2 separate regions of the Homo sapiens genome follow, and region 2 is linked to region 1. Evidence: chromatin loops called from intact Hi-C (ENCODE). Cell type or tissue: sigmoid colon. All regions are shown on one strand.

The links. Peaks named below come from ENCODE experiments on the same cell type or tissue, not always from the same donor. Only the 100,000 strongest peaks of a DNase experiment are listed, where the experiment ranks them.
Region 2: it touches region 1 in a loop (2.7-fold over the local background); 3 of 110 quality-filtered maps call a loop at or near these places.

Annotation. Positions count from the first base shown.
Region 1 is chr11:130,518,857-130,526,856 of GRCh38, reverse strand. It overlaps LOC105369574 (a long non-coding RNA gene), which reads right to left and starts at 4,390. Exons shown (of 5, transcript XR_007062953.1): 1 at 4,249-4,390. RefSeq lists enhancers at 3,318-3,945, 6,468-6,969. In sigmoid colon, no CTCF peak of the experiment used is centred here; DNase peaks (open chromatin) are centred at 3,086, 4,126 and 4,446; H3K27ac peaks cover 1,308 bases.
Region 2 is chr11:130,619,837-130,627,836 of GRCh38, reverse strand. No RefSeq gene overlaps it. Among named protein-coding and RNA genes, the nearest start is that of MIR8052, 43 kb to the left of the region's middle. In sigmoid colon, a CTCF peak has its summit at 3,560; a DNase peak (open chromatin) is centred at 3,668.

The DNA of each region.
Region 1 (8,000 bases):
CAGGTTCCCCAATCATCCCCTCTGACTCTACAAGGTAAATCCACAGACGGAGGAGTTCCTAGGCAACCCAAAGTAAATGCACCAAAGGATCAAGAAAATAATGGTCTGTGAGAGCTCCATTTTTAATTTGCAACCCTACTACCGAGTATATACCCAAAAGAATTGAAAACAGGATCTTCAAAAGATATCTGCACTCCCGTGTTCACTGCAACAAGGTTAAGAAGAGTCAAGTTATGGAAACGACCCAAATGTCCATCAAGAGATGAATGGATAAAGAAAATGTGGTACACACACACAATAGAATTTTTCAGCCTGAGAAAAGAAGGAAACCCTGCCATTTTCGACAACATGGATGAACCTGGAAGACATTATGCTAAGTGAAATGAGCCAGGCACAGAAGGACAAATACTGCATGATTCCACTTGGATGAGGTATCTAAAATAGGCTCATAGAAGCAAAGAATAAAAAGGTGGTTGCCGGGGGCCGAAGGGAAGGGAAATGGGGATCCGTTGCCCAATGGGTATAAAGTTACAGTCATACAAGTGAATTAGTTCTAGAGATCTGCTGGACAGCATTGCACAGTCAACAATACTGTATCATGCACTTAAAATTTTATTAAGAGGGTATGTCTCCTGTTAAGTGTTCTTTCCCTTAAAAAAAGGAATGGGGGGACACAAGTGAACTTTTGAGATGATAGCTGTGTCTATTACCTTGGTTGTGGTAATGGTGTCAAAGGGGCATGCATATGTTCAAACTCATCAAATTGGATACATTAAATAGGTGCAGTTTTTGTATGTCAATTATAAACCTGTTTAAAAAGAAAAAGAAAAGAATAGTCTAAGTGGCCCTGAGTGTTTTAACTTGAGGCCTACTCAATGAGACAGTATGATTTCTGCCATTTGTCAAGGCAGGAAAAAACTGAAACAGTCAGAGACTAAGTGGCCCCTTTCCTCCTGCTCAATTCATTGCCTCTGATGTACACAATATGAGACAAGAAGAGGCTATTGACAGGAAGCTCTCTCAGAGGAAGTGGAATCCCCTTCACAGATAGGCAATGACTTCTCTTTTCCCTCAAAGAGAAATGGTGTCTGTTTCCAGGGAAGGGGCTGAAGAAACTGATCAAGAATTTAAAAGATGGCTTCTCCCAAAAGTGGCCAGAAAAACTCCTCAGTTTCTCAGGCCTCAGAACTGCTGTGAAACCAAAGGTGGGCAGCGCTGGGGAGCAAAATGTGTCTGAAAGTCGGGTCTGGAAGGTCAAAAAACATGGTAGTTACTTGGCATTTGGGGCCATTCAGCATTCAAACACTCTCCTATTCCGGGGGGGACATTTCAAATTAGGCGGGAGACAGGTTCCTTTATTAAGGGAGCCAAAGAGGGCACGTGGTTCCCTTCTCTCCTTCCTCAGCAAGGCCATGTGACCTGGGCACAGCCAGTCAGAGGCTTCCACTCAGGTTTTAATTCCGTGTCCATGCAGCAAAGTCCAGGATCAGTTAGAGGTTATCAGGAGGCCATTCATGTGATAAAAGTTTCCAGGGACAGTTGCATCCAACAGTGAGAACCCAGAAGCAACACCCTAAGCCCAGAGCACCCAGGGTAGGATGTCCCTGGGCCTTGCTGACCTTTGTTTGTGCTCAGACTGGTGTGCTCAACTACCCACAGATAGCAAAGAGCTACCAAATACCCTTCCAATCAATTTGCCTTCTGCTTGTTTTTTTTTAATTCACAACCAAGAACCTTAATGCTGAATTATAACAGGGAATGATTCAGAAAAGAACCCTCGGCTTGTTGCGAGGTGACCGTCTAACCCCTAAAGTGCCAAGAAGTCCAGGTGACACTTACCGTGTCCTCTCTGGGCAGTGAGCAGGTAACTGAGAAAATTGTGACGGTTGTATTAACTGCACAGGCCACGTAGGACTGTCCTCAGGCATTCTGCCCTCTGGGAGATGACATGCTCACACTCAGCCACACACTCTGCACACTCAAAGACAACCTGGTTATCTGGTGCCCTGTTCCTTACCCTTTTCTTCCAGTGTTTTGTTTGTTTGATTCTTCGTTTTTTTGTTTTGTTTTGTTTTGTTTTTTGGTTTGTTGTTGTTGTCGTTTTTAGCAAATGTGAATTGGGAGATATAAGCGCTCTTCTGTAATCCACAGGGAAGAGTCTGACAAGAAGTACAGCTCAAAGCCCACGGCCAGTTTCCACCAGTCATCTGATCAAGGCCTGGCAACCCCAACCCATTTGCCATGCCCTATGATGCCTTCAAGGCCCCATTCAGGAGGAAAAGTTCACTCTACCAATTAACTTTTTTTTTGAGACTGAGTCTCACTCACTGTGTTGCCCAGGCTGGAGTGCAGTGGTGCGGTCTTGGCTCCCTGCAACCTCCGCCTCCCGGGTTCAAGCGATTCTCCTGCCTCAGCCTCCTGAGTAGCTGAGATTACAGATCATTAACTTATCTCATTTTTTAGAAACTCACACTCAAGATCTACTTCTCCAGAATCCAGGTGCAGCAGCCAGGAAACCATTTAGTTCTCTGAATATACTTGTGTTTGTCTCTCTCACCAGAAATAGCAAACCTACCCACTGTGGGCTCACACCCAGCAACCTCCACATAATCTGACCAGCTTCTACTTCTTTAATATTTAGCTCAGGTACCATCAACTCCAGGAAGCACTTGCTGGCCTTTCAAGGGTGTATGGGAGGCTCTTTCTCTACGCTCTCCAAATGCCCCCCATACTAGCATTGTTGCACTTACCCCGGGGCACTGCATCCCATACGTGTCTGTCCCCTTAAGTAGACCATGGGCTCCTTAGCAGCCGGCACTGTGTCATATACCAACACTCGGAGCAGCAAGTGCACACAGCAAGTGTTCAATAAGTGTGGGTGAAATAAATGAATGAATCAGGTAGGACTGGGATTTATTCCCAGATGTGAAGTGACTCTGCCTCTGAGACCACATCTGCCAAAAGAGGAAACAGGGAAGAATGATGGCAAAGGTCCCTTCCAACCCCAAGACTTTGTGAGTCACTGAAGTTTTCCCTCGTGAGTCCTGCATAACAATAATCACAGTTAACATGCACCCAACAGGCCGGCCACCGAGCTGCTGAGCACAGAATCGGAGTTGTCTCATTCAAGCCTCTCAGCCCCTACCAGCGTGTTTGTGGGGGGCTGTGCGGCAGCCACGTGCTCAATCTCACGGGTGACTACGAGGGGGCTGGTTAAGAGTGCCGACCAACATGAACAAGAGGCAGCCAAGGCAAGGGAGAAGAAAAGGGCCGAGATTGGCTGTGGTCTTTCTGCAAGAAGGGACTTGAGGAACAAGCCAGGGAGAAATAGGAAGGGAGGTTACAGTTGCTGAATGCTCACCCAGTGCATCCTCACAAAACGCCAAGCACTATCATGTATGCCATACCCGCTTTACCTGGAGGAAAACCAAGGCTCAGAGAAGTTTAGGACCTGCCAAATGGAGGCAGTGCTCAAAAGCATGTGTCTGCTGGATTCCTGAGCCTGGCTCATTTCTACACCCCAGCATGGTTGAGGTCTGACTCTGGGGATCAGTCCTCCATATGCCCCTGCCCCTCTGATCCAAACCCTCAGAAGTGTGTCCAATAGTGTCCCAAGCTTGTTCTCCTAAAAGAAGCAAGGGACATGTAACCCCAGTGAAATCACAGTCAGTCCCCTCACAGCTCACAATTTCTGAGGGACTTCTAATGCTCTCGAGACTAACCCCCGAAGTTGTGAATCTGCATTGGCCAGGAAAAGCACTCAGGACTTGGAGTCCAAGACCCTGACTGCAGGGCCCCAGTTAACTAATTGTTGGCTGGTGATCTTGGGACTTTGAAAAGAATGCAGCATTAAACACTAGTACATACCATCATTATGAAGAAGATGAGAACTCTGGCTTTAATGTAGAGTCAGAGATGATCTGGCCCCAGATGCTGATCCTTCTAAGTACATCAACAGCTTTCAAAAGGGACAGCATGTCTCAACTCAGCCTGACAACCTCTCCAAGACTTGCTGGCCTGTTTATTTGTTCCAAGCATCTGTTGGGCTAGAGCAACACAGCCAGAGCTGGGAGACAGGCATCCCTCTGCTTGCAAACCCCACCATCAGCTGGACAGATGGGCCAGAGGGCAGGACACACAGGAGAAAGGATGCTAAACAAGACACAGATAGCAGCTGACCCAGGCAATCAGACTCCACGTGCCAGAGGTTAAGCAGTGTTACAGACAGCTCCTTCCTCTCCCCCTCACCATGCCTGTGCTGACCCCGCTGGCAGAGAACTGGTGGCTGAGACGGCATCACTGCTGGGAAAGAGACTGGCTGAAACCCCCACCCCCACCTCCTATACCTTTCCCTCCCTCCTGCTGTCCCTCTGTCCCCTCACTGGCTGGATTCAGCCCTGCTGTCATCAGGAGGGCCTGGAGCCTGGCCGACAGTCAGCTGATAGGAGCCGTGACTCAGCCTTCTCTGACGTAAGGCGGGAGGGCCTGGGCTGGATCCTCCGGGAGCCACTCTGCTCCCTGGGCCAGCCCTGGGCCGACCTGAAATGAGGTGCTTTGCTCTCCCTCACTTCCACTCCCTGGGCAGTTCTGCTCTCTTACTTAGACTACCTCCCACTGCCCTCCCACTCCCCAGCCCCAACACGATGCAGACACAATTTGGGAACACTAGTCTTTACAAGATAATGCATTTTCTGTGAAGCCTCGCCTGACTCGCTGAAGCGGAGTTAAATACAGTCATACCTTAGTATCTGCAGCGGTCTGGACCAGGATACCAAAATCCGCAGGACCCCCCAGATACCAAAATCCACAGGTGCTCAAGAACTCAGCCCTGTGAACCTTCATATGGAAACAATCTGCCCTCTGCATCCATGAGCTCTGCATGCCAAGAATACTGTATTTTAGATCTGCCAATGGTTGAATCCATGAATGGGGAACCCCATGGACACAGAGAGCTGACTCTATTCATATATGTAATCTCGTCTTGCACCCTGTACCCACCTCTGTTGAGAGACTGTATGGGGGAGTAATTAAGAAATAGAGGCTGGGTGCAGTGGCTCAAGCCTGTAATCCTAGCACTTTGGGAGGCCAAGTGGATCCCTTGAGCCCAGAGGTTTGAGACCAGCCTGGGCAATGTAGTGAGACCCCATATCTGTTAATTCTTAAAAATAAAAATTAATTAATTAATAAAAGAAATGAACCCTGGAGTAAGAGTGCCTGGGTTCAAGTCCAGCTATGCCACTTATTAGCAGAGGTTGTTGCAGAGATTATCTGAATTGGTAGATGTCAAGGACAATGGCAAAGCACTTGAAGATTACATATGTATTCTATATGACATATACCCAAGTACTGTATATATAATGTATATCTTACGTATGTCTCTCCAAGTGCTTTGCCATTGTCCTTGTTAGGGTTTGGATTTATGTCCCCACCCAAATCTCATGCTGAATTGTAATCCCCAGTGTTGGAGGAGGGGCCTCGTGGGAGGTAATTAGGTCATGGGGGCAGACTTCCCCTTTACTGTTCTCCTGATAGTGAGTTCTCACAAGATCTGGTTGTTTAAAAGTGGGTGCCACTTCCCACTTCACACTCTTCCTCCTTCTGGCCATATAAGACATGCCTGCTCCCTCTTCACCTCCTGCCATGATTGTAAGTTTCCTGAGGCCTCCCCAGCCATGCTTCTCATACAGCCCACAGAACCATGAGCCAATTAAACCTCTTTTCTTTATAAATTACCCAGTCTCAGGTAGTCCTTTATAGCCATGTGAGAATTTTATATATATATATATATATATACACCATTTATATATATACCATATATATATATATGTATATATACACATACACACACACACATATATATACACATATATATAGCTCCAAGGATATTATATCAATAGTATATAAACTATTGATTTTTTCAGCATGAATAAATGAAGATGCTATCATATCATATGATCATCTGTCTATTTGTCTGCATTCTCCACTAGACAGTGAGCTCTTTTAGAGCAGGGATCATGACTTCTATTTTACATATCTCTTAAGTCAGTGTTTAGGATACAGCAGACACTCAAAAACTAACTGATGAATGAATAAATACCAAAATTCTGGGTCACCCTACCCAGCACATATACAATCAACTGAGGCAGAAAAGTCCAACTCACCACTCACCCCTCCCCAGTCTTTTTAATTTCCCAGCAGAATCCCAAGTGGAACGTTCCAGGAGAGGCCTGGCTTTAATTTTAAGAGATAAAGACAGCCAAGTGCTGGATAAATGCCTTATCCTGGTTTTCAAACCCTTTTCTCCTTATTCCCCAAGACTCCCACGTCTGCCTTCCTCCCTGACGCCTCCCAGGCAACACCCAAGCTGTCCTGTGCTCCACCCCGAGTAGCCCTCCTTTCCCACACAGCTTGTGACACCACTGCCCACCCCCAGGGATACAGAGGAAACCAGCCACCTCCAAGGCCAGGCAGGCGGTGCCATTCCCACAGCCATCACCCATAATCCTTCAACACCAACCAGCTCCGCTGGAAGCAGCCCAAAGGCCTCTAATGCTGAGAGTGACATCCAAACCAGAGCTTTCCGTGAGTGTGAGGCTGGAAAGACCACACACAGAAGACGTGCACAGGCCTCCACCCAGGCCTCACACAGACACCCAGATCGCTACACCTCACACACCATGATACACACAACAGTCCCTCTCGGGATATCCTGCCGCCTCCACCCCAGACAAAAACAATGCTGTTAAGTACATGGCCCACTTAACAGTCTTTTTCTGAGCCTGCAGAACCTTCCATCCACTCACCATCACATTCAGATGCGTTGTGCTATAGCAGAAGGGAGAGACCAGGCCTCACACAGACACCCAGATCGCTACACCTCACACACCATGATACACACAACAGTCCCTCTCGGGGTATCCTGCTGCCTCCACCCCAGACAAAAACAATGCTGTTAAGTACATGGCCCACTTAACAGTCTTTTTCTGAGCCTGCAGAACCTTCCATCCACTCGCCATCACACTCAGACGCGTTGTGCTATAGCAGAAGGGAGAGACCGGAGCCTAAAGCAGGAATGTGACCTTCAGGTTGCATAACCCCCTGGAAAGATGGGGAAACCCAAGTGCACGCTAAATGTCAAGTACTATCTATTCTAGGAATTTTAGGAAGAAAAAAAAAACAAAAACAAAAACAAAACAGAAAAAAAAACCCACTAATATCCCTCCTTTTTTGGCAAGAAGAATGAGGTCTGTGATGCCAGCAATTCTGGCCGTGTGCTTGGTGGAGATTCCACGGTCCGCTCTCAGCCCCAGGTTCACCCTGAGCGGCTCCACCTTGGTTTGTTTTATGTACAAACTAAGTAAACTTTAGTTTGAAGGAAGAATGCCATAGCTAAAAACATGTTCATGCAGTTCCCATATCTCCACTTCTACCCAAACTTGGAGGTTCAACCTGTATGAAGCTTTGGCCCCACCTCTTCCCCTCCCCTTCAGCCTTCTCTGCACTCTTACACATACTCACACATGTCGTTCCTTCTAAGCCATGGCTTGTTGTTCTTGGCTAGGAAAGGGCTACTTGCAGATACCAGGCCTGAATGGCAAAGAAGGCCAAGGTGGCCACCAGCCTTTGCTCTGGGGCCAATATTTTGTCTGGCAAGGATGTTTATACTCCCAGCATCAAGCTCCAGAATGCCGAAACACAGCTTTCTGCTACCTCCTTGGACCCTGGGGTCCCCTAATCCTTTGGGTTTCTGCAAACCCAGAACTCTGTGTTGGGAAACATGGGGTAGAGGATAGGAGAGATGTGATCTTGAAGCTATTGCTGGGAAATAGAAGAATTTGTGGAAAATCACTCAGCTGTTCTCTAGTTTGTCTTCCCACAAAAACTTGGTTCTAGGAGGAGGCCGTTTCTGACGTTCTTTAAGTTATCCATAGATATCACTATATGCATGACCCAGCCCTGGGCACTAAGAGGAGAACAAAAAGAAAGATTTCCTGTCTATA
Region 2 (8,000 bases), 100 kb before region 1:
TCCAAGTGGAACGAAGTGATGTCTCACTGTGGCTTTGATTTGCATTTCCCTAATAACTAAGGATGTTGTGCATCTTTTTTGTGCTTATTGGCTATTTGTGTGTCCAATTTGAGTAATGTCTATTCAAATCCTTTGCTCATTTTTAATTGAGCTACTTGCCTTTTTATTATTAAGTTGTAAGAGTTCTTTTTTTATATTTTGGATACTAGATCCTTATCCAATGTAAGATTTGCAAATATATGTTCCCATTCTGTGGGCTCTCTTTTCACTTTTTTGATAATGTCTTTTGAAACATGAAAGGTTGTATTTTGATGAGGTCCAATTTTTGTCTTTACTTGCTTACGCTTTTGGTGCCATATCTAAGGAACAATTGTCTAATACAAGGTCACAAAAATGCCTATGTTTTCTCTAAGAATTTTATCATTTTTGCTCTTACATCTAGGCCTGTGATCCCTTTTGAGTTAATTTTTGTATAAAGTATAAGTTATGGGTCCAAATTCATTCTTTCACGTGTGGATATCAGGTTGCCTCAGCACCATTTGTTGAAAAGACTATTCATTCCCCATTGATTGTCTTAGCATCCTTATTGAAAATCAACTGACCATAAATGTAAAAGTTTCTTTCTGGACTCTGAAGTCTATTCCTTTGATCTACATATCTATTCTTATGGCAGTATCACACAGTCTTGATCAATGTACCCTTGTAGCAGGTTTTAAAATTTAGAAGTGTCAATCCTACACCTTTGTCCTTCTTTTTCCCTTGCATTTCCATATGACTTTTAGGAACAGCTTGTTGATTTCTGCAAAAGAGGAAAAGAAAAGGCAGCTAGAATTTTGATAGGGATTGCATTGAATCTGTAGACCACTTTGGGGGGTATTGCCGTCTTAGCAATATTAGGCTTTCCAATTCAGGAATACAAACTGTCTTTCCATTTATTTAGAGTATTGTTTAATTTCAACTATTTTTTATAGTTTTTAATGTGCAAGACTTAAACTTATTTTGTTAAATTTATTCCTAAGTATTTTTTTTCTTCTTGTTGCTGTTGCAGATGTAATCGTTTTCTTAATTTCATTTTGGATCATTCATTGCTAGTGTATAAAAATATAATGGATTTTTATATTTTGATCTTGCATCTGGCAACCTTGCTGAACTCAATTATGAGTTTTAATGGTTTGGGTAGATACCTTATGATTATCTGTATACTAGATCATGTCATCTGCAAGTAGATTTAGTTTTACTTTTTTCTTTTTAGCATGGATACCTTTTTAAGTCTTATTTCTTATTGTTCAACTGCAACATTTTACTCCTCTGTGAACTAATTTCAAGCATCAAGAATGTGAGCTCCATGAGAGCAGGAACTTTATTTTGTTTCCTGTTCTAGGCCTGGTATCTAGACTAGTTCCCAGCACATAGCAAGTGTTCAATAAATATGTGTTGAGTAAATGAATACATGAGACAAGAAGTAGATGGGAACAGTTCGGAGCTTTTCCCCATACCCGCAATCATACCAGCAAGGTGTGGCTTATTCTAACCCACTTATAATCCCTGCCCAGAGTCGGCAATTAATTGGCACTCAGTAAATGTTCTCTTAATGTGTAAATGAACGAATAAATAATGTAAGACCTGGCATATGGGAGTGTGTGAGTAAAACCACGTGGTCACATTTGTTGCAGGGAGCACCATCTGTTGAACAGCTCATTTTGCCATCAATTCCATCTCAGTATGATAAATAATGTTCTCTAAGATCACAGCCACAGTAAAACTGTCACTAAGATGCCAACAATTCCACAGAGGTTGTTAAACCTTGTTGCCACAAAAACGATACCGTTACATAATTATTCTTATGTACATCACTTCAATAGCGACACAGTGAGCTGGCTGGGCAAGGCAAGGGTTGGAAAACCACCTAGGCCGGCTTGCTGTGACCCAGTTGACTGGCCCTGACTACTTTGCCTCTTCTGCTTTGACTCTCGCCCAGGAAATACTTTAGGTACATCTGGAAATGCAGTGAAAATACTTGGCGTGAACACCGTGTGAAAAATCAACGGAAACACCCGAGGCCCAGGCGGGACTGGGGCTCCGGTGGGAGGGGGTGAGCCTTGCTGACTTTCCTCATGCTCCTGCTCACTCTCCCTTTATTTAAAGAGACCTTCATTGTTCCCGTTGTCCCATCCCACAATCCCAGGTTCTCTATGTAAGGGATACAGATTGAAATCCATACTCTCCAAATATGCATTTAATTCTATTTCACTCCAGAATTATGATATAAATAATTGCACTGTTATTGGAAACATATTTTAAAATTTGAATGACCAAGAAGGAGATTTATGGCTATTACAGACTTGCTAATCTTCAATAAATATGTTTTTAATCAGGCTAGCATTTTATATACAATAACTGTCCAATTAACTCTGGGGTAGACTTTGTAGCCTTGATGGAAAGCGCAGCAGTTGATTCGTTTTCTCTGGGGCTCTTTAAGTTACACTTTAAGATTGGAGATTAAAACAGGGGAACTTTCCAACCTTCAGAAAACCAGACCCAAGAATAAGATTGAGTACAGCAGTGACGAGAAGGAGCCGGCAGCTTGGAGGGGAAAGTCTGGACTAAGAATCAGGAGACCAAGATCTAAGTCTGCATATCCTAATTAGCTCTGTGGCTCTGGCCAAGCCACTTAACCTTTCTTAGCCACAGTTTCCTCGCTTGTCAAAAGGGGATAATCATACCTAGCCTGACCTGACATTTTTGTGGTGGGGAATACGATACGCAAGTGTATGAGGGAATGCTGTAAAAATCACACCGTGCGGCAGCATGGGGTCGAGGGAATCCAGCCGCAGCTCTGCACTTGGAACCTTCATGGACACATTATTTAACCCTCACGCCCTCGGTTTCCTCATCTGTAGAATGTAAATAGTCATGATGATGATCATGATCAATGCATTTCTATAAAGCTTTGATAAATTTAAGTGATGTGTATGAGCCTTCACAGTGCCTAGCACCTAGGAAGCATGAAAGCTACTCTGTTACCAGTTTCAATCCATTAGGAATCTACATACTTTCCTAAGATAAAATCCAAGACACTGGGGAGCCTTCAGACTCACAGTCATCCTATTTTCTGATAGAGGCAAACAGGCCTGCACCACTCATGTTTTCCTGAATTCCAAGGCCTGGTCCCCTGCTTTTGTACCCATTCTATTGCACCTCGATCAAGAGTTCCAGTGAAAATGTTTAGCTGGATAGGCTGGTGGAGAGGGCCACTGTTAGGCCAAGGAATAAAGAAGAATGCTGTGTCTGAGCTGGTTACAGTTCTTCCTGGAGAACTGCAGTAGGGAGCTGGAGACTCCAGTCAGCAGACAATTCCATAGTAGTCAGTGTCTCCCAAGGACGAAAGAGGCAGCCTGGGAATAACTCTCATTCCTGAGCACGTAGCTACTTACTATCTGCTTTGGATAAAATGAGACTCTTCTGGACACAAGGAGGCCCACAAATGACCAAACCCTGGAATCATGTCTCTCCACACCTTTCAAAGTGTCTTCAAACCTCACAGCAAACCTTGAGACAAACCTCCTTGCCAAGTTCCCCAGACTGAGCAAGAAAGCACAGAGGGTGTACACAGAAACCCAGACCCAGGAATAAACAGACAGAGGAGGCGCTCCACACTGTATTATACTTTCAGTTCTCTTCACCAAACAGGGCCCTGCCACAGCCACCTACCCCTTGCTCACCCCTCAACGCACACATACACACATTCCTCCAGGGACAAACAGAAGAGAGATTAGCTACATAAACCAGGCAGGCTTGTAAAACAGCTGAAGAATTAAACACTCAAGAATGTTTTGGACAAGCTGCTGACCCATTTTCCGCCCTGCAAAGCCCAGGGAAGAAGAAGGGGGTAGAAAGAAAAATAAAGAACCAAAGGGAAACAAAACCAAATTATTAAGTTCTTTTCATTAAATAAATAAACGCCATCTGACAGGCCTTCCCCCTGGAGTCCTGGGGTAACATCAGTCCTGGGAAACGACTTGAGAGAAAAAAAACCCAACAACAAAGACTCCTTGGTCTTGACTGGAGTGAGAGAAACCATTTAGTTCATTACCTCCACTCCACTGAGCATCCAGTGAGAACTGGAAGCCAGCTAGAGGAAGGGCAGGGAGCAGCATGTTGGTATGGAGTATAACATACGTCTAGGAATCAGTGAATGTCACCTGGGGTTCCAGCCTGGACACATCTACTTCTGGTGTGATTGCACAGACCTCAACATCCAGACTCCAGTCTCCAGCACCTGCTGCCTCTCTCCCCCTGGAAGGACTGTGACCAACTGGGACATAGCATCTCCCCCTCCATTCTCCACTCATATCCACTCCTCCCTCTGCAGCCCTTCTCACCTGATGCCATCAGGCTAAAAATGTTAGTCATCCTCTCTTCCTTCTCTCTCGTCCCCTAAAACCAATTGGTTGCCAACTCCTGTGCATTCTACTCACGTGTTCCTTCCAAATCAGATCCCCCTCCTGCAAATCCATTACCATCAAATAATGCAGGACTCCATCAGGATTTGAGTATTGATCATTTTTTTGTCTCTCTACAATTCACCTTTTATACTCCATGTCGTCTGCCACACCACCATAGATGTTTTTGTATCTACTAAGGGAAAAAATTAAATCCGGTCACTTCCTGACTAAAGACCTCCCCCAACTAATGGTTGCCTTAGCAGGGGACACCTGGACCTTCACAATCTGACCCCTACCTTCCTCTGTGGGCTCACCTCCCATCCTTCCCAGCCGGGGACCCTCAGACCACGATGTGCTTCTGACGTCTATGATTCTTGGCTTGCTTTGTTCTTCTCCCTGCCTGGAGCACCTTTGCTTCATGTCAACCTGGCCGACCTCTTACTCATCTTTTAAGACCCACGTCAAAAGAGATGTGCTCTGTGAGGTCTTCCCTGGCTCCTCAAGACAAAGTTACCTCCTTCCTCCTTGCTTTGCTCTTGTCAGGATTATAGCACTGGCCATGGGTTCTAAACATCTCTAAGTCTCTTGCACTAGCATGTGTGTTCCTCAAGTCCGTTCCTCATGCCTTATTCATATTTGCCTCAGCATGTGGCCTTTACAGACACTTCTTAAATGTTTTACTAAATGAATGGACAAATGGGCAAGTGCATGATAAATCAGCGAGTCAGCAATGTGGACTTGAGCAAATGACGGCCCTCTGGGGGTCTCCATTTCATTCCCCCTGCAATGAAGGGGTTGGGTGGCTGAGCTTCCAAAATCCCTCCCAGCTCTGACCCTATGTGGTTTTATGAGATGTAGCTAAGAGATGCTGGCTGACTGGAATTTGATTGTGAGAACTGAAGCTGAGAGTTGTAAATACGTAAAGCAGTCAAGAGTCTTCTGTAAACACGGTGGTTCGGGGCACTCGAGAGCAGACAGGTTTATGCAGAGGTAAGCCAGATGCTTTCATTAAGAAAGCAGCAAGGTACGGTATCTAAACATTGTATTATAACCTGCAATTTGATATGCCTGCAGAAATCCAGCCTAATCCTAATGGAGCAGAAAATTGATGAAAGGGGCCAGGAAGAAATAGAAACTAGTTAAACAGAGGTGAGAAAGTGAGCAATAGGAGTGAGTGGGGGTGAGTAACCTGGAACTTCTCCAGCACAAAAGCCTGCCTTCCCTACCTCATCTTCTGGGATGTCTCAATGCAAGCACAAACCTTCCACTTCAGCCAAGCTGTCCTCCTCGCTGCCCCATGGCTTGTGTTATACAACCCTCCTCTGCGCTCCTGTTCATTCCATTTCTCCCCTGTGGCCCTCTCCACCCATATAACAAAATGCTACTTGTTATTCATGTCCACCTGACAGTCTACCTCCTTAACCACTCCCACCCAAAAGGATCTCTTTCCTCCTTTTCTGACACCTTATATAACAGTTTGACCATCTGGCATGGCCATCCTGGTTACTGCTGTCTATCTTCAAACAGCGTCTGACAAATAGAAGACACTCAATAAAGGTTTTTCTGGATCAATGACTGAGTATATTAAAAGCTAAATACAACCTATAGAGATGAAATTCTCTACCCTCAAGGAGAACTCAATAATACAGTACAGGAATCAGGTGAATGAGGGAATAGCTATAAGAGAATATACACGGGAATACACCAAACTGTATGGTGGTTGGTTTGGGGTTTGGTTTTGGTTTGTTTTAGGGCGTAGGGGGAAGCTTTCCTATGCATCTATGTCCACTCCCTGAACATCCTATGAGTTCTTGGGTCCTCTCCCTGAACACCCTGCAAGAAAATCAATTCACATGCACTTGTGTTTACGAGCAAGGCACTGTGGTGGGTATCGGGGGTATCTTGGTTTCTCCACGAATACCCACCACAGTGCCTTGCTCCTAAACACAAGTGCGTATTTAATGATCTTCTATATGCAATCAGAATCACTTAAAAGAGAAAAACTGGCCCGGCGCGGTGGCTCACGCCTGTAATCCCAACACTTTGGGAGGCCGAGGCGGGCGGATCACGAGGTCAGAAGACTGAGACCATCCTGGCTAACACGGTGAAACGCTGTCTCTACTAAAAATACAAAAAATAAGCCGGGCATGGTGGCGGGCGCCTGTAGTCCCAGCTACTCAGGAGGCTGAGGCAGGAGAATGGCATGAACCCGGGAGGCAGAGTTTGCAGTGAGCCGAGATCACGCCACTGCACTCCAGCCTGGGGGACAGAGCAAGACTCCATCTCAAAAAAAAAAAAAAAAAAAGAAAGAAAGAAAGAAAGAAAGAAAGAAAGAAAGAAAGAAAGAAAGAAAGAAAGAAAGAAAGAAAGACTGCAGAAAAAGTGAATGAAAAAAAAAAAATGTGTCTTAGAAGAGGCTTCACCTGAACTAGGACAACTTAGGAGATTGGCTAAGACAAACTGTTAGGCTGCAAGGAAAAAAAAGGAAGAAATAAGCTGAAAGGAAGGAGGCAAATAGAAGAGCGTGGCAAGTGGGAGAGGGGAGTTGGGGGAGGAGGAATAATAGTTTTAAATAAGCACTAGAGTCTAGTTAAGGATGGAAACAATTAGCGTGGAGGGTGTCAGGTCACATTGTGCTAGACATGTAACGCATGTGGTTTCAGACAGAGTCATTTTTCTACGTGTGGAAGACTGTAATGGAAACCAATGTGAGTTTTGTCAGAAAACATTCATTTGGTCAGTAGAATAGGGAGAAGTCTTCAGAAGAAGCTAATCTTATTATTTTCTCCTTTTAATATTGTAAAAGCTGATGTTGATATAGATGATATATAATAGATACAGATATATGCCCAGAAATCTTTGAGAATGAAAATGAGACTAACTGAAACAAGTAACTTAATTCCTATTGCTTAGTCCAGAAATGTTACAAAGAGAGGTAAGGAAAGTGGGAGGAAAAGAGGAAGGAGGAAAGCAGGGAGTAAAGAAGGTCTACCTTCCAGTCTGGTTGCAAGATTCAGTGGTCATGTCCTCTGTTTCTCTTCACTTCCTTCCCGAAGCTCTGCTCTTCATAGGCACCCAGCAAAGATGGTACCAACTTACCATATTGACGTTTATGAAAATCATAATTATGTGAAGTATTAAACCTAAAGGAAGAATCTCAAAATCTTAAGAACTATTGAGTTAATGCCTTTCCTGTAATTTTCTTCACAGCATGGAAAACAATGTGCCTTGTTTTAATGAGATTACCTTGTCATATTTCCTGACAGACCTGGCACTAGTAGAGGTACCATATCACCAGCATGGATTAATGCTCCCTTCCTGTAAAACGTATGAACTGTTTTTCTTTAGATTGAAAACAATACTATTCTATCTTCAACACTTGTCTGGAATATAAGGATGAGGAGTGAGGCAAACAATAGGGTCCAAGGTTTCATTTCTGCCAAAACTTTTAAATCCAGGATGATTGATTCAAGTGAACATCAAAAGCAGACTTGAGAGGGGAAGGAAGTCAGAAAAGCTTTAGAATTATATATGGATGAAGGAAGACAGTAACCT